Linked DNA regions of Mus musculus: region 2 is linked to region 1. The links are chromatin loops, found by intact Hi-C in ENCODE. Cell type or tissue: left cerebral cortex. All regions are shown on one strand. Each heading gives the region's core, and the rest is flanking DNA. Links, peaks and the distances in the headings are about the cores only. Region 1 holds the start of Lcmt1 (leucine carboxyl methyltransferase 1). Region 2 has its middle 9.6 kb from the start of Slc5a11.

Region 1 (10,875 bases), core at 2,876-10,875:
CCTGACTGCAGCAAGTTATTCTCTAACCTACTCTCATCACACACATCCACACCCACCACATACATACACACACACACACACACACACTTAATTTTTTAAAACTGGCCTACCTACAAACAAAAAGAAGAGTCAAGCCCCAAAATTGAAGAACTTGAAGATGCAGTTAAAGATTTAAGTAAATTATTCCCTATAGAAAGTAACATAGAGTTTGACATAGGAAGAATGTGTCTCTGTTTCCATTCAAAAGAAACAAAGTCTTAGATGTAGACCTTTGAAAGTACAGGCTTGTGCAGTAGACCAAAGTGATTCCGTGGAAGAAGAAGGGAAATCTGAAAAGCCTAAGGGAAGTTCAGAGTTTCCAAAGGAATTCAATGCATACACCAAAGAAAACAAGAACACTTATAGCATAGGATGAGAAAAGATTCCTCGAATCCACAGATGAACTTCCTGGAAAAGATGGAACACCTTGGGGAACAACAGAGCAGGGTAAGCCTGTGGCTAACCCTAAAATGCTACATGTTGTCACAGAACTATGTGTCAACATAGTGTGTCTAACGTGTCAAACCACTGAGTCTCAGCCACATGTTAGAAAGACCTGCTTAAGGAGAAAGAGCAACATCAGTGAAAACTCCTGAACCTAAAAAGCAGTGTAAGATGTCCCTGCTTCAGTTTTTAAGAGACGGGCAGGGGTTAATTTAAAAAACCAACACAGGCAAACAACTACCTTCCCTATTCCCAATTCTTTTCAGGGAAAATTCAAGAAGCAGCTCAGTTGGTAGAGTGCTTGCCAAGTATCCCTGGGGCTCTGGGCTCAATCCTCAGCACTGTACAAATTGGCTATAGTAATACAGATCCAACAATTGGAAGGTAGAAAGAGAAGGGTTGTGAATTCAGAGTTACTCTTGGCTATATACAGAATTAGAAAGCAGCCTGAACTATATGAGACCCTTTCTCAAAAAAAAAAAATTCACAAAACAAAGTAGAACAGATCAAAATTCAGCTACATAAAAAAAAAGACAAGACTCAAACACATTCTGATGTTTTTCAAGTAGAAAATGTCCAGTATCTGGATATAGAAACTAACGTAAAAGGAAGAAAAGAACAATCATTTGATTGTTCAAGTAGGACACTCCACTTGCAAATGAAGAGAATGTGTCTCTGATTGAGCACAGCCTGAGCAGCAAGAACTTAGCTCATCAGACACCAAACAGGAGCAGGAACTTCCCAGGCTCTAAAACTGTGAGCAACAAACTTGCCATTTAAGAACCACCAAGTGCAGTGATTGTAGTAGAATGAGGAGGCCATGTTCCAGCTCCTGCAAGCAGGAGAACTCAGCAGCTTCAGTCCTGAGTCTCTTACTTGATTGTCCAGAGGAGGAGACTACTGGAACAATTGATGCTGGTTAGCTGAAGCTAAGAAATTAGTGGTGACAAAGAAGAGACCAACATCACTGAGGTGAAATCTTCTGGGTAGTGTTTTCTGAGAGCACAAAGGAGCTGTATTCCAGAGATAGCCAACCAAGGTTGTACCTTATGCTGCAGCTGGACTTGGTAATGTGTAAGAATCACTCAGGTGGCACTGGTTTCGAAAGCATGAAGGGGTTATGAAGAACAGCTGAGGCTCGGCACTGTGAGAGGCTATGGAAGGCCATTGGTGAAAGTGCAGCTTCAGTTGCAGCTTATGGCCCTGGATTGAAGGGGTCATGCAAAGGAGTTGAGGCTTGGCACCATGAAGAGAGCCTATGAGAGGTTATTGGTGAAGACTAGTTGTAGTGGAAGACCCCAATATTGTAGAAGCCAGTACCATGGGATGATCACCAAGAACAGCAGCAGCAGTAGAGTGGGTCAAACTGTGTTTAGGGCAGAGCTGGAAAAGTGATGGCAGCCCTTTGGAGGAGCCCAGAAGATCATGTATGGATCCCAGACATTGGAACAAGAACTATGAAGTTGACTTGGAGCCCCCAAGATATTAAAGATGCCGGAGCAGGGGGATATCTGTTGAGGAAAGCAACAACACTCCTTGCTGCAAACAAGGAGTGGAACCAGCCCAGGAGAAAGCAGGCAACACAGGTGAAAAAGGAGTTAGAGATCTGAACACTGCTTTGACATCAGCCACGGAGATGCAGAGTATGGAGTTTGCCCAGCTGGTTCCCTATCTTGCTTTGGGAATTACTGTTAATTTATTGGTTGAATCTCAGAAGAGACTTAGAACTTTGGACTTTTAATGTTGTTGAAACTACTATAGACTATGGGGACTTTGAAAGTTGGACAAAATGTATTTTGCATTATGCTATGTTTAGGTATGGCCCCCATAGATTCATATGTTTGAACAAGCCTATGGGGGCCAGGGAATGGAATGTTATGGTTTGTATATGCTCAGTCCAGTGAGTGGCACTATTAGAAAGTGTGGCCCTTTTGGAGTAGGTGTGTCACTCCGTGTGTGGGCTATAAGACCATCCCCCTAGCTGCCTGAAATTTAGTCTTCCATTAGCAGCCATAAGATGAAGAGGTAGTTCTCTCAGACCTTTCTTACCATACATGCATAGATGCTGCCATGTTCTTGCCTTGATGATACTGGACTGAATCTCTGCACTTGCAAGCCAGCCCCAATTAAATGTTCTTTAGAAGAAAAAAAAAAAACCTCACCAAATGTATGCTCGTGTGGCTGCCCAGATTTTGGCCAGTTTTGCTGACTTTTGTGCCTTGTTTATAATTTTATTAATATTTTTTTAAATGTGCAAATGAAAGCATCATGCACAAAGATTAATCAGACCCAAAGTTTAAAACTTGATGAACTTTCATACAGTTAGAGTTGGCATTCCAAATAAAACTTGGGACTGCATACCACTCTAATGGCAGGGGTGCATGGCCAAAGAAGTGATTCGTTGCATTAGAATCCCATAGACAACTTATAATCATGTTGGGTCACCTGGAAGCTCCAGAAAACATGAATGGTTACCACTAAGTCACTGAAGGGATCTCTGATGATAGCAACAGGAGTACCTGTCGATTTTATTTTGGAGAAAGTCTAGAGCTTTTTGTTGGAGGGTCTTATTCAAGGCAGTCCGAGTTGTTCAGGTACCCTGAGTAGCCTGACCCTTCCAAGATAAAGCTAATTGTGACTGAAGGGTCATTCAGAGAGGCAGATCATTATGGGATGACATCCCATACAACCTGTTGTTGACATATTTGTTACCTATGGACACCCGCAGGGGGTGTAGAATGAGTGCCACATGAAGATGCTAAGCCTGTGAGTTGCTTTGCAGAGGACTACTTCAGGGAAAGATGTGTTATTTCCCTGTGATGGTTAGCGTTAAATGCCAGCTTGGCAGAATCTAGAGTTTCTTGGGAGATGGGCTCCTGAGGATGCCTATAGATCATTCTCCTGATAATATTATTTGAAGGAGGAATACCCATGCACTATGGGTGGCACTATTCTCTGGCTAGGATCCTGGGGTGTATAAGTGGAAAAAAGGAGCTGAGGCACTGCATGCACCCACTGCTCCCTGCTTACTAATCATGGATTCAGTGTGACCAGTAAGTCTCCTGGTCCTACCAACATGTCTTCCTTACCTACTTTCATGTCTTCCCTGACATTTATCCCCCTGGAACTATGTGGTGGTTTTAACAAAAGAAACCCCATAGGCTCATGTATTTGAATGCTCGGCCTATAATTGATAGAACAGTTCTGGGAAGGATTAAGAGGTGTGGCCTTGTTGAAGACACTGTGTCACTGGGGGTGGGCTTTGGGTTTTAAACCCCCCCCCCTCTCTCTATCACTTCCTCTCCCTCCTCTTCCTCTTCCTCTTCCCTCCCTCTCTCCCTCCCCCTTCTCTGTCATTCACTCTCTTTCCCTCCATCCCTTCTCCTCCATCCACCCCCAACTCTCAGGCTATATTATCCAAGCCTGCTTACATGCTGCCCTGTTCACCATTATGATAGTCATGAAGTGGCCCTCTGAAAATGTAAGCAAGCCCCTGATTAAATGATTTCTTATATAAGCTGCCTTGGTTATGGTATCTTTTCACAACAATAGAAAAATAACTAAAATAAACTGCAAGCCAAAATAAAGTATATTGCCCTTTAAGTTGCTTTTGTCAGGGTAATTTATCATAACCCCTCAAGATTAGCTTCAACGACACTTCAGAACTCCAGTTATTCCTTTCGCCATCTCTCCCTGAAGTATCAGTGGTTACTTGTGTCTCCAGTGAATAATAAATAAAACAAAATATATGAACATATATAGGTTGATTTGCTGTTTTCTTTTTTAAGGAATTGAGTCAGTATGTAGCTCAGTTGGTAGAATATTTTCTAGATTGCACTAAACTCAGGGTTTGAGCCTCAATAGTGTACAAATTACATGTGGTTACACATACCTACAATCCCAGCACTGGAGACGTGTAGGCACCAGAAGTTCAAGGTCATTGAATTAGAAGTTCAAGGTCATTTTTGGCTACACAGTGAGTTAAAGGCCAGGCTTCATTATAGGAGAACTCATCTAGTTTTTCTTTTTTTAATTTGAAATATAGTCTTGCTATATTATCCAGGCTGACCTCCAACACTAGGCTCAAAGGATCCTATTGCTCTCGCTTCCCAAACATTCTCTCTCTCTCTTCCTCTCTCTCTCTCTCTCTCTCTCTCTCTCTCTCTCTCTCTGTGTGTGTGTGTGTGTGTGTGTGTGTGTGTTTCTGAGCTCAGATCCAAAAACCCTGGAAAGGGTGGGCAAGTGTTTATCACTGCCCTATCGCCACAGAATTTTTATGGGTATGATTTAGACTTCTTAAAGCTAGAGCTTATCCCTTCCTCTCTCCCAAACAACAAACAAAATAGAAAATAACCCTTCAATTTTATTTAGAGTTTTATAGTGATCCATTATGGAATACCTGTAAAGTACACTGCACACGCACAATTATGAAACATATTTACTCATTTGAGAAACTGTCCTCCCTCTGTCCTTTCACTGGTTTCTCTTCCCCCACCTTCCCCATTCATGTCACCTAAACCTTGATTTCTATTCACTTGTTCCTCAGTCCCGCAGACTATTTTGATTACATCTGTTGATTCTGAAACAGAGTTCAAGAAATTTTGTAGCCCCATCCCCAATTTACTCTCATGGTTACAAAGTTTTCCATTTTGTTCTTCACAACTCTCTCTTTCACAACTTTTTCCCCCTTTTCTTTCTGAGAACCCTACTCCCAGGCGAGCGCTCTGAGCTATGTTCCTAGTCACTTCCTAACATCTCAAAGGCATTGATTAGCACAGGACCTGACACAGTGTTGACTCCCCGACTAGAAGTTTGTTACAGTGTTGAATGATCTAAATGGAGACAGAAAGTTAATACATTAAACTTGCTTCTTTTGGGTGGACTCTCTGCCCTTCAGCCCTGAATTGACTGTGTTTGTAAGTTACTGAGCGACAAGAAGCCACTAAGACTACATTTCCCAAAAAGGATTGCGGCGCCACCAGCATGTCCGGGCTCTCTAGAAACTTCCGGGTTGTGCGGGCGGAGCCTAAAGAATCCTCCAATGGTCTGACTGGACGAGGAACTTGGTCCGACAAACGTCATGTCCCGGGAGCCAGTCAGCTGAAAGGTGGGTGGGCGGTGCGGGGGCGGCGTCACTGAGCAGCGCCCGCCTATCGCGCCTTATCTTTGCAGCTTTAGTCGGTGCCTGTTTCTTGCCTCTTTCCCCCACTGCTCGTTTCCCCGTTTCCATGTCCCTGGTGGGTGCCGCACCCCAGAACATCCCACGCACATGGCCTCCAGCTCGAGGGAGTCCTCGTTCTCTTCCTGCTCGTCGAGCTGTGACTTGGACGACGAGGGAGTGCGCGGCACCTGCGAAGATGCTTCTCTCTGCAAGAGGTGCCTGGGGGCGCTGGGTTTGGGATGGGAGCTGGTGTCCCGAGCCTAGGTGGCTAGAGGGCCACTGACCAAGGCATACGCTAGGACACTGGGAAGGGGCTGTCGCACTCATCTGGAGCGGCCCTGGCTTCACACCTGGGAAGTGCACGGAGCAGGGAGAGGTTCATTTAAGTCACAATTAACGAGTGTGTGTGAACCCGGGGTACCACGACTGGGAGTAAGGCTCTGAACAAAGCTTGCAAGATCTTAGCCTTCAGGAAAGACAGGGTGTGTTGCAAGTAATAACTACAGCTTTGCTGGGTTAGAAAAGGAACTTTGCTTGGTAGGTTACAATCCTGTTGAAATTGGTCATTATTCCCCATTGTGCAGCTGAAGCTCAAGTCTATGAGGGAGGGGTAGATTGCAGGTCCCAGCACCCGCAGTGTTTGTAGAATCAGCACTATACATAGGTCACAGTATTTATGGAGTTGTAGTAGGTGGTGGTGGTGGGTCTTGTCAGTGCACAAGAAAACATAAAGCTTGCATGTCCTTCATTCCTGCAACAAAGCTATTGAGACAGTACACTGTGCCTTACTTTGAGCTAATTGGTAGGGTTTGCTTTCAGTGATTGCAAATACTTAAAGGAGCAAAACAGACATGGTGTTGACATACTAGACTCACAGCCTCGTTGGGAGGAGCAGTAAACTCATACTTTAGTGTTGGGCTCTTGGAGATGTCTTTAGAGTTTGAAATTTATCCAGGGATGTTTAAACTGGCAAGAAAAAGCCTGAGACAGGGAAGTAGGACAATGTTCAGAACTAGGGACGAGTGTGGGCTTTGGAACAATTAGGACAATGCCCTGGAGAGAGGCGTGGGCTGGGGGCCAGAGAGGTGTTATAGTGTGGGGAATACAAGTTTTGGAATGAAGTGTTGCACTCTTTGTAGGGTCTTAGAAACTAAGCAATGGGATTTAAAGCATCAGTCCTGGAGCCAGACTGCCTAAGCTATATAAACTTGGGCAAGTTCCTAATGTGTATGTGTGTGTGTGTTGGGGGCATGCATGTGTGGGTGACTACCTGTGCATCCTAGAGGAGGATGTTGGGTATCCTGCTCTATCGTTCTGCCTTGTTCCCTTGAGATAAGATCTCTCACCTTTTCAGCCAGACTGGTTAGGTAAGGAGCAAACCTTAGAGACCTCAGCAGTCTTCCTGCCCCCAGCCCCCATCACGGGTTGCAGGTGCGTGAAAAGCCATGCCCTTCTTTTTTATTGTGCTGGGGATCCAACTCAGTCCTCAGGCTTGTACAAAAAGTGTTCTTACCCACTGAGCCATCTCCCCAGCCCCCTAACTTTTTTTTTTTTTTTTTTGCCTTAGATTTCTTGTCTCTGAAGTAGGGGCTGGGGAGAGAGCTTAGTTGGGAAAGTGCTTGCTGTGCAACCATTGTGACCTGAGCTCATATGCCTGTAACCCCCATCCTGGGGATTGGGAACAAGGGGTTCCCTGGAGCTCCCTGACCAACTTGGTCTAGCTAAATTGGCAAGTTCCAGGTTCAATGAGAAACCCTGTCTCAAAAAATAAGGTGGAAAGTGATAGAGGAAGACACCCGCTATCAATCTCAGGACCGAGCATGTGCATGCATAGCTGTATACATCTGCACATGCAGGTACGCCCGCGTACATCACACAGTAAAAGCGTGTGTGTGTGAGAAAGAGACAGAGACAGACAGAAGCAGATGTGGCGTGGCGGGTGGCAGCGATCTGGTCTCTTAAGTGGCTTTGAAGATTCAGTGATACTCTCTGCTATCCACTATCAGTAGATCCTTTCGAGTAGTGGAGGCTGTGGTTTGCATTCAGAGCTTTTTGCACTGGATCCTTGTCTCTGAGAATCTGGTTTGGATTTTGTTGTTGTTGTTGTTTCTGTTTTTTGTTTTGTTGTTGTTGAGTTTTTTTTTTCCCTTGTTTTGTTTTTCTACACAGGGTTTCTCTGTGTAGCCCTGGCTGTCTTGGAACTTGCTCTGTAGACCAAGCTGGCCTCTAATTCACAGAGATCTGCTTGCCTCTGCCTCTTGGGTGCTGGGACTAAAGGTGTGTGCCACTACCATCTGCCATATGTATATTTGTGTCTTTGTGAGTGCACATTGTGTTGGCAGGTCCTCTAGAGTTGGGGTTATAGACAGTTATAAACCACCCAATGTATGTGCTGGGAATTGAACTTGGGGTTCAGTACTTGATCTTAAGCATTAACCACAGAGCCATTTCTTCAGCCCCATAAATTAATCCTTAAGCTATATGTGAGTATTCTGTGTCTCTTGGTTTCTGTGATACTGTAATAGGCATCCTTGAACAACTTTTTTTTCAAATTACATTTATTCACTTTATATATATGTGTCAGCAGGCAGTGTAGGACAGGTCATTTCTCTTCTTTCACCCTGTTGGGCCTGGGTATTGAACTCAGAGCATCACATTTGGTTGCAAACACCTTCTTCCTAAGCCATCTTGCCTGTGAGACCAACATCTTCATTGTATCACATAAAACTTCTCAGTCTTGTCAAAGGTTGTGATATCACTAGATGCTTGCCTGTGGGGCATAGGAGCAAGTTATCCTTCTCTGCCGAAGTCTTCCTTTCTTTTTTTAAAATGGGGATCACAAAGTTAGCATACCTTTTGGTTGTTACTACAGGATTAGTACAAAGTGAAGTTGTCACTAGTTTACTGGTAGTAGTTTGGATTTCCTTCCCGTCAGAATATTATTTGGTTGAAGTTGCTGAGCATGTATTAGCAGTGGGTCTGGCTGGTTCCTGCCACTGTGAGTTACAGCATCAAATCCATAAGGCAACATTTAAAAAGTCCATTGGTCCCCCAGGGTACCTGCAGTTCTGTCACTGTGTGTTGGTTTGCCCCCTCCGTTGGTACGGAGTCCTGGAACAGTGGTGAGGTTGTCTGCGTTCGGAGGCTGTGGTGAGGATTGAGTGTGGAGTGTTTTCAGCAGTGGCTGCAGCAGATGCTTCAAACTGGCTATCATTGCCACTCTTACGTCGTCAGAATCGGGGCCTGCTCTGACACATCAGGTTTGTAATTACGTGGTTCCTGATGTGTCACTGTTGGTAGATGGTGCCCGTGAGAACTGTTGAGGCCTTTAAAAAGGTTTAATGTATTTCTTTGTTTCCTTTTTCTTTTTTGGTATATATGTGTGTGTGAATATTTGTGTGTTGGTTAAGTGTTGGTGTGTGTGTGTGTGTGTGTGTGTGTGTGTGTATGTGTGTAGGTTCATGATCCTGTGCACACCCGTGTGGCGGCTGGAAAAGGATATCATAGGTGTCCTTTCATTAGACCTTATTCCTCCAAGGCAGGGTCTCTTGCAGAACCTGGAGCTCTCAGTTTTCAGTTAGGTTTACAACCTGCAGGTCCTGTCAATTGACCCACCCCACACTGGGATTACAGGCATGTGCAAGGCCAGGCTTGGCTTTTTGTGTGTGTGCTGAGATCATAACCGTTGAGCCATCTCTCCAACCCTGGATATTGTTTCTTTTTGTTTTGTTTTGTTTTGTTTTGTTTTTTTTTTTTTTTTTGTTTGTTTTTCGAGACAGGGTTTCTCTGTGTAACCCTGGCTGTCCTGGAACTCACTCTGTAGACCAGGCTGGCTTCGAACTCAGAAATCCGCCTGCCTCTGCCTCCCGAGTCTTGAGGGAGGGGATTTTCATTCTTTGAGACCTGGTTGATTGCTGTGAGTGGGCTGTCACGGAAAGTTCTCTTGCTCTCTTTTTATATGTCTTCTCTCCCGTCCACGTTTTCACTCTAACATGACACAGTCAGGGTGTCTTGCCAAGTTGGTGCCTTGCTGTTTGAACTTCTAGTCACCAGACTCATTTGCCAGATGAACCTCTTTGCTTTTTAAGGTACTGAGCTCCGTTATTTTGTTATAGTAACATGACTCAGACTCACATACTCGCCTTGTCTTCTCGTTACGCTCACCATGCTATGCTCGGGGTCACTCTGCTCTTTGTTTACCAGTGACCCAGGGCCCACCACTCCTGCACGGTGTCCTCTCAGATGGGTGCTCCATATTCTGTAAGTCCCTCCAGCTTATCAGCCTCCTTGTGACCATTCCTTCCTTCCCTGTACCTGAACTTCGGTGCTTCCCTACAGTGGCCTTTTCTTGAAGTCTTCTTCTCTCTCACATGTAGGATCCCAAGGACCAGGTGTTTGAGATGTGTGCTCTTCAAGCTGTTTGGTTTCCTCTTCCCATTTTTTTGAGGTTCGTTCTATCCAGCAGGACCCCTCCCCCGGTGGCTGTTGTTTACCCTTTCTGAGTTAGTCAGGTCCCTGAAGGCTTCACCTCCTCTGGTCTTCCTTCCTTCTTTCTTTCTAGGCACGGGCCTTACCCTTTCCAAACCCCACAGCTGGCCCCTGTTAGACAACCTTTGTAGGAACTGATGCAGGATATGGAACACTGTAAAATTTTTGTACCATCCTTGCACAAAGACCGTGCTAACCTCTGTGTCATTGCAATTTTAGATTATCTGCTCCTGAAACAAGCACCCTCCTTAGTTCTTGACGTAGCCCCTGGGTGAACTCAGTGTCCTGTAAGCACTCAGTTTGCCTATATACCCTCATCCCTTTGTGACCACCCTTTCCCACCATGGTACCCTAGGTCTCCGTCTTGGTGCATAACCATCTTCCTCCTTTGCAGTTGCCTTAATCAGTTATTAGAATTCAGTCGACTTTCCTCAGAACCATGGCTTTTCCTGTCAAGTCAGAGCTTAGAGTTCATAGTCCGTCATTCAGCACTTGAGTTGGCATTGCCCATATCTATCTTGCCCTTTGGTAATAGACCTCCTTAAATAAGGTAAGTAGTCAAAGGGTAGACAATAGCAAGAAGGTGTGGTCCAGCAGGGTATGGTGAATCTCAGAGAAATGGCACAACTTCTAGTTTCCATTTCCTCCTAGAATACTTGTGGTACACACATAGTAGGACAACTTGATACTACTGTGAATTTGTGTCTGCCAGCCTGGTCTGTACCCCTAACTGCTTCTCTGGA
Region 2 (11,333 bases), core at 1,063-9,062, 170 kb before region 1:
GTAGACCCTGTTAATGGAGAGAGCCATGAGCTCTACTCCTTACCAACCAAGAGAATGTGACTGCTGTTAAACTTAGCATGCACCGGGCCGGGGCAGCAGGAGTATGTACCACGAACCTGGCACCCAGCACCAGGCACCCGGCAGCGTACGCGACAGTCCAGCATGCACAACTCACAGCTGTCTGCACCCTCAGTGCTCTGCTGTCTGGATAAATCTGGTGCAGTCTTGCCAAGGCCAGTTTCCATCTATAAGCTCCAAATGCAATGAGAATGACTCAGTGGGACTTCCAGCTATCAAGCCCTCGAGAAACGGCCAGATCTTACCGTGCCCCGGAGGTCTTGTGTGATCTGCTTCTATAGCGGCCCTCTGACCGCACCCTGTTCATGCACTCAGGACTTCTCTACTTGGCTTCAGGTTTCCTGGTGTGGTGCCAACACAGCTACCTGTGCGAGAGACTGGGAGGAGCTATGGCCAGCAAGCTCTACACACAAGGTAACCTACACATTCCAGAGAGAACCCCACACCCCAGAAAGAGGAGACAGGAGATGAAGGGGATATAGTTAGGGACGCCCCCAACCCCCTTTTTGTACTTTTGAGATAGGTTCTTACTGTGTAGCCCAGGCTAACTTCAGACACACAGTCCTCTGGCTTCAGCTTCTTGGGTGCTGGGGTTACAGGAATGCATTACTTCTCTGGGTAGAGACTACCATTAATGCCCTGGGTATAAAAAGATGGACATCTCCTGGGACGGCCTGGCTCTGTCCTCCCATTCATTACATGCTAGAAACTTGATGCTCACTCTCATACGTTAATGGTACTTAGAGCCTTTGGAAAAATGAAAAAAAAAATCAACCCATCCATGCCTTAATGGATTATTGGGTATGGAATGTGACTGTGCGATAAATGTAACCTCTCTCCTGAAAGCTTACTCTGACTCCGCGTTAAGACCCAGCAAGAAGACCCTTGCCAGATGTCAAATACAAGCCGGCGCCATGTTTCTGGAATTCCCAGCCTCCAAAACCGTGAGCTAAATAACTCTATTATTTTTTATAAGTTATACAGCTTCAGATATTTTGTGTCAGCAACAGAAAGAAGACTGAGGCGGCAGGCAAGCAAGGAGAGGGCGGTCTAGAACAGTTGGGTGGCTGCGGGGCATCACACGAGGACAGGAAGCCTTGCTTCTGTCTGGAGCTCAGGGGTGGAGTTGCATAAGGAAGCTAGGTTGGAAGCCAATGGGAGAAGGAGGTGGGGAATGAGATGGGGGCCAGGAACTGCACCACTGCGCATGTGTGCCCTTGAAAAAAGCAGCTAGACCATTCGGAATACACACCAAGAGGAGTAGAGGGACCTCAGGTGGGGATAGCCAAAGGGGAGTTCTGAAAGGCGGAAGTCACGGGGAGGAGGTGGAAACAAGAAGCTTCCTGCTAAGGAAGAGGAGTTTCAACATCAATGAGATAGACTCTTCCAAGGCTAATTTTATATTTCAGGTCGATTGAACGATGGCATTGCAAGTATATAATTACTATTGTTCTGCATGTTTCTATGAGGCTCTGATTGGGTCTGATGAACAAACTGAAGGCTCTGCTCCATAATGTAGGTGGGGGGTCACACAAAATCAGAGATTCACCGAACAAAACAGCGAGCTACCTCAGCGCTGGGGACCTCGGTAGTAGATAGCCAGGGAAGGAATGGCTAACAGCTTTTTCAGAATCTCCAGTCAGCCCATAGTCCACCGGCACATTTTACACTTGCCAGCCTCTACAAACACATGAGCAGGTTCCTCAAAGTCAAACACGAAGGCACGCCCCCACCCCACCCCATACAGAGAGAGAGAGAGAGAGAGAGAGAGAGAGAGAGAGAGAGAGAGAGAGAACAAAAAAATAAATACAAGCTTACAAAAAGATTGAAGAGAAGGGGAAGGAGGAGAAGGAAGGAGAGAGAGAGGGGGGAGGGAAAGGGATGGGGAGGGGAAGGGAAGGAAAAAGAGAAGGAAAAAGAAGAAGCAGCAGCCCAGCAGGGCAGTGGTGCTGCACGCCTTTAACCCCATCACTTGGGAGGCAGAGACAGTTGGGTCTCTGTGACTTTGAGGCCAACCTGATCTACAGAATGAGTTCCAGGACCACCAAGGCTGCACAGAGAAACCCTGTTTCAAAAACAAACAAACAAACAAACAAACAAACAAACAAAGCTAGTGCCCTTCTCCAAGAAGCTTTTTATTAGAAAGAGCCTAACCATTCCATTGACAGAGTTCCCACTCCATAATTGACTCCTGGGTCAGAGGCGGCTGGTTGTGCTCAGGGGTGCTAGGGGTGCCAGGTTCCTAGTAGACTGCCGGCTCTGTAAAACCAAAGCATCGAGCGTGCTCAGTGTCCAGCGGGCCCCACTGACAAGCTCACACCTGGCTCACCACTGTTTGCTAGATCTCCCCCATTTGCTCCACAAACTGCCCTTCCCCGCTCTGGGCAACCAGTTGACTGGGTCTTGGGCTGGAGTAGAACCCTACCTCACCAGGTCCTGAGCATGCAGCCTAGGAAGTGCTCTAGCATTGAGCCACCCCAACAGACAACGTGTCACTATGTATCCTGGGCTGGGTTCTAATTCTTTTTGGGGTTTTTTTGGATTTTTTTTGTTTTTTGTTTTTTCGAGACAGGGTTTCTCTGTGTAGTCCTGGCTGTCCTGGAACTCACTCTGTAAACCAGGCTGGCCTCAAACTCAGAAATCCACCTGCCTCTGCCTCCCAAGTGCTGGGATTAAAGGTGTGTGCCACCACTGCTCAGTTAAAGATTGATTGATTGATTGATTTAATGTATGTGAGTACACCACCATTGCTCTCTTCAGACACACCAGAATAAGGCATCAGATCACATTACAGATGGTTGCTAACCACTATGTGGTTGCTGGGAATTGAACTCAGGACCTCTGGAAGAGCAGTCAGTGCTCTTAACCACTGAGCCATCTCTCTAGCCCTGGGTTGTAATTCTTGGTTTTCCTGCCTCTGCCTCCTGAGTGCTGTCAGGAGTGACTCACTCCACCTGTCTGTTCTGGATCTTTCTATAACTGGAGTTGGTCAATCTGTAGGCTGCTGGGTCTGCCTGTATAGTTTTGAAGTTCTTCCAGGATGCAGTGTGGATGAAAACCTCGTTCTTTTTTATGCCCTGGTAGTAACCTCTCTGACCGTCTAGAATATGCTGTGTTCACTGTGTTGGCATTGCAGGGCTTCCCCTCTGGGGCTGTCAAGGACAGGGTTTCTGTGAAGTATCAACTGTCCAAGAGAAGTGTGGACATATCCTTCTCCCCACATCCCAGCACCCACAACAGCAATGGAGGCACCACATTGTGATGTATGCGATGGTGCTCAGGGCCTTCCTTGTACATGCTGTTCTCTATCACCGAACCACGACTCAACCTTTGCGGTGGTTTGAATATGCCCAATTACATGCTGTCCTTATAAGAGTTGCTTTGGTCGTGGTGTCTGCTCACAGCAGGAGAACCCTAACTAAGGCATCCTTGTTCACAGGCTTTGTTTTTCTTGTAAAAAAGTTCTGTCTGAGGAGGGGGACATGGCAAAGGGAGAACCAGAGCTTGCAGTGCAAACATGAGGATCTGAGTTCAAACCCCCAGCCCCCGTGTAAACACAGCCAGGCATGGCCACATGCAACTGTAACCCCAGGGCTACAGGGCGTGGAGACAGGAGGCTCACTGGACTCAGTGACCACCAGCCTGGCTGAAAACATCAAATTCCAGGTTGGGTGAGAAACCCTCAGGGCTGGAAAGATGGCTCAGTGGTTAAGAGCACTGCCTTGGCTGCTTTTCTGGAGGAGACAGGTTCAATTCCCAGCACCCAGATGACAGCTCACACTTCTCTGTAACTCCAGTGCCAGGGGATCCGACACGCTCACACAGACACACATGCAGGCAAAACATCAATGCATATAAAATTAAATGTAAATTATAAAAAAGAAGAAGAAATAGAGAAACTCTGCCCTGTACGGGAGGGCACCTCACATGACCCAACATGCATGCCTGCACATGTTTGACACATAACATAAAAGTTCTTTAATCAATAAATGAAATAAATAAAGTTCTGTTCTCAGGTAGAAACATGGCTGTGTTTGCTTCATTGCCCCTAGTGTAACCAGTGGTCCTTACAAAGAGGAAGACAATGCCCCTCCCCCAGTAATAATGTCACTTGAGCCAGCTAATTTTGCCTACTATGCAGTATTCCAGTAGCTCAAACAGGTTTTGCAAGCATTTGTTGGCCAATAGGCCAAGTGTGGAAGCAGGAGCCCCCACTCTCCAGTGCATCTCCCCAGAATAAGCCCTCAGTGTATATAGGAGACAGAAGCTGGTGCCTGAAGGTTTCCAGGCAAAGCTGCCCATGCCTTCTGAATGCAGGGCCCACCACAGAGCTTCACAGAATTTCTGTTTAGGAACTAGCAGTGTCAGCCTATCCCAAGGATAGAATTTTGGGACCTGGGAAGTTAAAAAATGTCACCATCAGAAGGCCCAAGTCAAAGGTCAGTGGCTTTGACAAGAGTGATCTTCAAGTCCCTGAGAAATAATAACCTGAGTGAACTGTTATTGTCATAGCCCACAAAGAGATGCTAGCTACACAGAGTTGGCAGAAGGCCAAAACTGTGTCACACAGTGCACATGGGCACATGAACACACACATATACACTTAGATACACATACCTGTCTTCGACACAGGATTGGAATTCTCAACTGGGATCAGGGATAGCTGGAAGGTACATGATACACAGACACAGTCTACTTTTCAGGTACAAACTGACAGGCAAGTTTTCAAGGCTTAAAGTTTCTCTCTCTCTCTCTCTCTCTCTCTCTCTCTCTCTCTCTCTCTCTCTCTTTCTCTCTCTCTTTTGGTCTCTTTCTCACTCGCTCGCTCGCAGCTTGAGGCTGCACACACTCTGCATTCTCCTGCGCACTTGCTTTTCTCCTGTGAGCCTTTCTTTTCTTGAACTCCTACACACCTCTGTGCATTTCTCTCTCTCTCTCTCACATACACACACACACACACACACACACACACACACACACACACTCCAAACATACCTCACACACACTGCATGCACTCTCCTTTACTCACAGGCATACACACACTTCTCACACTCTCAGTCACACTCTCTCCACCCACTCTCCATTCAACCTCATGCACACCTCACTCGCTCTCCTCATGCTCTCCCACCTTTTTCTTGTTCCAGTCTTTTATTGATACTCCAAAAAGCAGGTAGGGGGGAAAAAGGCATTGTATAATCATTGCCAAATTAAAAGAATAACCCCACCCCACAAAGAATTAAGAATTAAGGTTTTCCCCTAAAGTTTCAAGCTTTCCCTATTCCCAGACCTAGACAGGACAATGGCTGTTATTTTGTGTTTTGTAGGTACATGGGTCCTCCAGGCTTGTATTTTTCAGTGTGTATGGTTGTCAGCTTCCATAACATCATTTATCTATTATTTCATTTGGCCCTTTAATTAATTAACCTATTTAATTTATGATCTATATTTATTTTCTATTTATCGATTGATTGATTGTGTCTGTGAGTTGGGACAGCTTGAGGAAATCAGTCTCCTATGTAAGGTGAAGGATCAAACTCAGGTCACCAGGCTTGGTGGCAGGAGCCTTTACTGAGACATCTTGCTGGTCTTGTTTTTCATTTTTATTGGTTTTACCTTGAAACTAGGTATCAACTGCTTGATATGTGTGCATGTGTGTGCTTGTGAGTGCGGATGGATCACGGTGCGAGTTGTGCTCGCCTGAGTGCGGATGGATCACGGTGCGAGTTGTGCTCGCCCATGACTAAAGAATCGCTGGGAATCGCCTTACGTGTAAGTGGAGAAGGCAGCCACAGGGGGGCGCACAGAAACAAACTAAACCAAAACAAAACCCATAAAAAACCCACTTTACCAACCTCGGTTAGAAGAGGGCTCAGCTGGCTTTCCCACGTAATCCTACTTCAAATTTAAAACCCCAAATTTATACCAGCCAGTTACTTCACTGATGACTCTCTTATAAATCTCCTGCCTGGAGAGCACAGAGGCCTCACATCTCTGGTCATCTCCTCACTGCCAATGTGACCACCCGCCGTGAGCATCTGCAAACATCTCTTCTCAAACTTTAATGTCCATGGACAAAACTAGAGCAGCTGTTCTCAACCTGTGGGTCATGACCCCTTTGCAAGGGGGTTAAACGACTCTTTCCAGGGGTCATCTGAGACCACTGAAAAACAGATTTATCCAAAAACATGACTCATAACAGTAGCAAAATTTTAGTTATGAAGTAGCAAAAAAAAAAAAATAATAATGTTATGGGGCTGGAGAGATGGCTCAGTGGTTAAGAACACTGACTGCTCTTCCAGAGGTCCTGAGCTCAATTCCCAACAACCACATGGTGGCTCACAATCATCTGTAATGGATCTGATGCCCTCGTCTGGTGTGTCTGAAGAGAGCAAAGTATACTCACATACATAAAATAAACGAACAAACAAATCATCTTATGGTTGGGGTCACCACAACATGAGGAACCGTATTAAAAAGATCACAGCATTAGGGAGGTTGAGAACCACTGCCCTCAGGGGTTTTGTTCAAATATAGAGCTTGATTTGCAAGGTTTGGGATGAGATCAGAGGATGCTGCCACGATAGGCCAGAGAACTACAAGCTTGGGGCGGCATTGAAGCCTTCAAGAGAAGGAGGTCAAGCACACAGAACTGGGCTGCTGCAGTCTGTCTCTGATTGCCACTGTAAGTGATCCAGGGGTGCCTTACTCGCTCTCCTTGGGGATTCACATGGGTTTGCTTCATCTACTGGGACCAACGTATTACACTGTCACTCTCCTGTCACATCCAGGGGAGAGGCAGTCACTGGGGTGCTGTACAGCCTTGGTTCCCAAGGTCCACACCAAGCGTGAGTACATTCCACTGGGGAAAGCTCTCACGAACAGTGAGACTGTGGCACACCTGCAGGGCTACTAGGTGCAATTTGGTCTCAGGGCAGGGTTGTGTAATTGGAAAGGGGTCAAGGTAAGTTGAAAAGGATAAATTGCATCCCTGCCTCAGATAGGATCCAAGATGCTAGGGATTGCATGGAGACACACAGGGAGCAGGTCCGAGTCACATCAGACCATGCGCTTCCCAGTTAATCCTTATCCAAGACAGCTACAAGAGGTGGTGGGTCTGTGGACTTGTCTGTCCAGCACATCTGCTCCTTTCTAGAAACTCCAAACCAGTTTCCTTCCAGAAACAAGTGGATGCATGGACAAACTCACTCTGTCCCTCCCTAGTTGAGCACGTGACCAAATGGGAACCAAAGAGAGACTAGCCGAGGAAGTCAAGGCTTGTCAAATCTGTTAAAGAATCTGTTTCCCCCTAACCTTGAACCCTTGAGGACATCAGCTGAGTTTTTCAAGATCCTAATGGAAAAAATGTTTGTTAGAGAGTAAAGACAAGACGAAGTCTATCTGAGACGCCACACTGAGTGGCTGGAGTAGGTCAGACCCTAAGGTGTGGATCCAGAGCCACGTGAGCCAACCTATCTGCTTCCAACTACTTTGAACTGAGGCGCTCGATTGCCTGTGCTAACTAATAAAGACACCCACCCCCCCCATGCAATGCCCGGTCATCCGTGGGCAAAACAATGTTTTGCTTGTTTCTTCGAAAACTTTTTTTTTTTTTTTGAAAGAGAAAACTGCTAAACTCAGAGGCTCTTTCCCCTTAGATACGTATTAACTTTTTATGCTGTTCAAAAGTAGACCTGTACACTTTTGTGTACAATTAATGAGATGGAGCGAGCCTGTGGGAAAGTAACCTCACCCACGTGGCCCTGTCCAGGTCCTCCTGCAGAGAGCAGGGTGCCATTTGAGACACATTCCAGCAAAGAAGTTATCACACAGTAAAGGATTTCAGTAATGATTTGGGGAGTGGGCACCTCCTTGAGGTAGTCGAGGCAGGGTTAGCCAAAGGCTGGTGACTGACCTCTGCTTGGCATTTTCAGGAAGCAGTAGTTTGTAGAAACAGAAGGAAGCCAAGCTGGCCCCGCCTTCCACTGTCAGCAAAGGGAGAGCCAAGGAGAGGGCACACTTCTCACTGCTTGTTATGAGATGAAGGTTGTTATAGTAGCGAGCACTGCAGCATTCAGAGGGCGCTGGCCCTGGTATGTTACTGGGCACTTTTCATCAGGAGGCTAAAGCCAGGAGGGGGACACATTCAAAGCCAGCTTAGGCAGCACTGCAAGTTCTACCTGGGCAGCTTAACGAGACTGTGTCTCAAACCAAACACACAAAACCAGCAGCAGAGGGGACATGGTATAACTCGTGACCTATGAGTATTTGCAACAAGCCAATTCTTCTTCCAGCCAAGGGTAGAAAAGGCACAGACTGTGTGTGGCTGTGGTGTCAACAGGCGCCACACAGGCAAGTGATGCTTCCCAAAGCACCGTTGAGGGTCCCATATCTGCCTTCTCGACCTTAACACAGCTTCCTATGGGATGTGGTGATAGTGCTGGAGCTAGGTGTTTTGAACTGTCAGTGAATGTACCTGAGAAGTTCAGGAGTGGAGCCTGGTTATGAGCCAGCAACACCAGCTGTCCTGAAAACGGTTAAGCAGAAAGCATCTTTGTTTCTCACAGAGCAAAGCTCGGCACTTGGCTTGTGTTCTCTTGCACCTTCAGCCCCATATGTCTTCCTGCCTCCTTTTTCTTACAGATGTGCATCTCTTACAGATGTGCATCAAGGTTGAGGAGGCAAAAACAACCTATCCAGGTCACACACCAGCTGAATCACAGGAGCCAGAATCAAAGTGGAGGGACAATGACATCCTAGGATATTGTGTCCATCCTTCCTAGGCCGAGGATGGAGTCACTCTGTCCTTCTAGAGAAAGATGGCAGAAGCTTCATTTAAAACTATGCCCTGTACTCACCATAGGCCATTCCCTCCGTGAGCTTTGGGTGGGCATGCTAGGGCCAAACCCGGTGCTGCAGTAACACGAGGCTATTCCAGTGTGGATGTGAAGTGGCTTGTGTGTTGAAGACCTGGTCCCCAGCTCTAGGTCTAGCCACTAACGGAAGATGACATTCCAAGGCTCTGACTTAATGGATGGGTTTAGGCATAGATTGACAGCAGGTGACATCCTAACTACAAGGTTTAATTGAACACTGGCCACAGACCCCAGCTATGAGGGTCATGCAGCTGGCCCCATGCCGACTCAACCCCATACCAAGCATTCAGCAAAAACACCCTGCGCTCCAGACTTGTGATAGTGCGAGTTTTGTTGTGCTGATATCTTAGTTTGTTTTCTGTTGCCGTAACTGAATCTGAGAGCCTGGGTAATGTATAAAGCATATAGTTTTATCTCCCCATAGTTCCAGAGGCTGGGAGTCCAACGGGAAGGATTACATCTAGCAAAAAAACTTGCTGGATGAAACTCTAAGATTCTTTTTCATTTTTTTTTAAGATATATTTATTTATGTGAGTACACTGTTGCTCTCTTCAGACACACCAGAAGAGGGCATCAGATCCATTACAGATGGTTGTGAGCTACCACGTGGTTGCTGGGAATTGAACTCAGGACCTCTTGAAGTCAGTTTTCTTTTTTGTTTGTTTGTTTCTTTGTTTTTTGTTTTGTTTTGTTTTTTGTTTTTTTTTTTTTTGAGACAGGGTTTCTCTGTGTAGCCCTGGCTGTCCGGGAACTCACTCTGTAGACCAGGCTGGCCTGGAACTCAGAAATCCAACTGCCTCTGCCTCCCAAGTGCTGGGATGCCACCAGTCAGTACTCTTAATCACTGAGCTGTCACTCCAGCCCCAAGGAACACTAGATTCTTAAGGAAGCCCAGAGTACCACATGGTGAGAGTGGCAAGCACTCAAAAGGTTAAGCCATCTTGTGGCTGGCCCCAAGTCATGGGCACAGTGTGAGACCTCTTTCCTACTGGCTACAGTCCCCCCAGTGGTCTGGTCCAGCATCTCTGTGCGGCATTGGGAGTTAGAGGTGGGAAGCAAGGAATTCCCTGTTGAACCCTTAGCTCATCAACATGACACACAGCAGTTATACCTGGGACAGCCCAGTCTCAGCTCCATGGATCACAGGTTACTGAATGGAGTTCCTTATGTCGGGTCAGTTTCCCTGTGCATCGTCACGCATAGTTTCCCCCCTGCACCCCCTCCTCCATACTTCCTTAGTTGTAGCTCTTGTTTCTAGATCACTCCCATGAAAATGAAATTTGGGGGGGAAGGGGGAAGGGCAGTGGAGGGGGGAGGGGTGCTTTTATAATACACGCACTCAAGAGATAACCACGGATCCAGAACCGACATCCTCAATCCTAAGCACTTTTCCCCAGGTCTCACCTCCAGATGCCTTGAACCTCTGACCCGGAGGATAAAGTTTTCCACAGATTCAGATACAAAGCGCAGCGCTCAGCGTCCCTTGATCCTGTTCCACTCTGATAACACTTCCAGTGTGGTCACATTCCACTTCAGACCTCAAGCCCTGCCAGTGTTGAGCTTTAACCTCAACCCCTGAGGTTGGAGTGCTTACTGATTAAGGTAAAGGGGTCGTGTGCTTTAACAGCCTCCTTTGCAGTGCCCTTTCTGGTTAATGGAGATACAAACGCTTGCACTAATGCAGTGCCTGCTGCCCTTACAGGCATCCCAAGGTCGGCCCTTATCAGAAGACACTGTTGGTGTGTGTGTGTGTGTGTGTGTGTGTGTGTGGGCATGTGAAGCCCTGAGGTCCGTGTTAGGTGTCTTCCTGGATTCCTTGCCACCTTACATTTTGAGACAGGGTCTCTCACTAAACCTGAAGTTTGCCAATTTGTCTCTGTCCCACCCTTTAGCCCTGGGATTACAGGCACACACTGCTGCATCTGGCTTTTCTGTGGGTGCTGGGGATTGCACTTGGGTTCTTTCTGGTACTCACAGGGCAAGCACTTCACTGACTGAGTCCTGCCACCTTTCACACTTAAACCCCGCGGCGGCTCTGGGTTTAGGCAGGATGTGTTTCAGAGAGTTCACAGGACAGAGATGCAGCATGATACAGTGGTTCTCAGACCTCTTGCCTGGGGGGCAGGGGGGCTCACTTTGAAAGATTCCAGAGAGCTTTTGCAGTCAATATTCTGATTGTGAGCTACCCTTGGATGCAGGAATTTATGTTAGGTAGACTATTTCCAGAGTTATTAGACACTTAGGAAACCAGTCCTAAGATGGCAACACCCCCCTCCCTGTGTATTTATTGAAATGAGTTCGACTTCCCTGTTCAAATCAGTGTCCTTAGTGTTTGCAGTCTTTCCTTTCTGTCATTATGGAACCCAGGCTGGCTTTGAACAG

The links. Peaks named below come from ENCODE experiments on the same cell type or tissue, not always from the same donor. Only the 100,000 strongest peaks of a DNase experiment are listed, where the experiment ranks them.
Region 2: a loop joins it to region 1, with 2.7 times the contacts of the local background. A loop is called at or near these places in 4 of 42 quality-filtered maps.

Annotation. Positions count from the first base shown.
Region 1 is chr7:123,372,397-123,383,271 of GRCm38, forward strand. Lcmt1 (leucine carboxyl methyltransferase 1) reads left to right here and starts at 5,586. Exons shown (of 11, transcript NM_025304.3): 1 at 5,586-5,859. The coding sequence starts at 5,753. In left cerebral cortex, for the core only: a CTCF peak has its summit at 5,982; a DNase peak (open chromatin) is centred at 5,544; H3K4me3 peaks cover 1,276 bases; H3K27ac peaks cover 589 bases.
Region 2 is chr7:123,199,615-123,210,947 of GRCm38, forward strand. No RefSeq gene overlaps it. Among named protein-coding and RNA genes, the nearest start is that of Slc5a11, 9.6 kb to the right of the region's middle. In left cerebral cortex, for the core only: a CTCF peak has its summit at 5,862 (motif pointing right); a DNase peak (open chromatin) is centred at 5,877.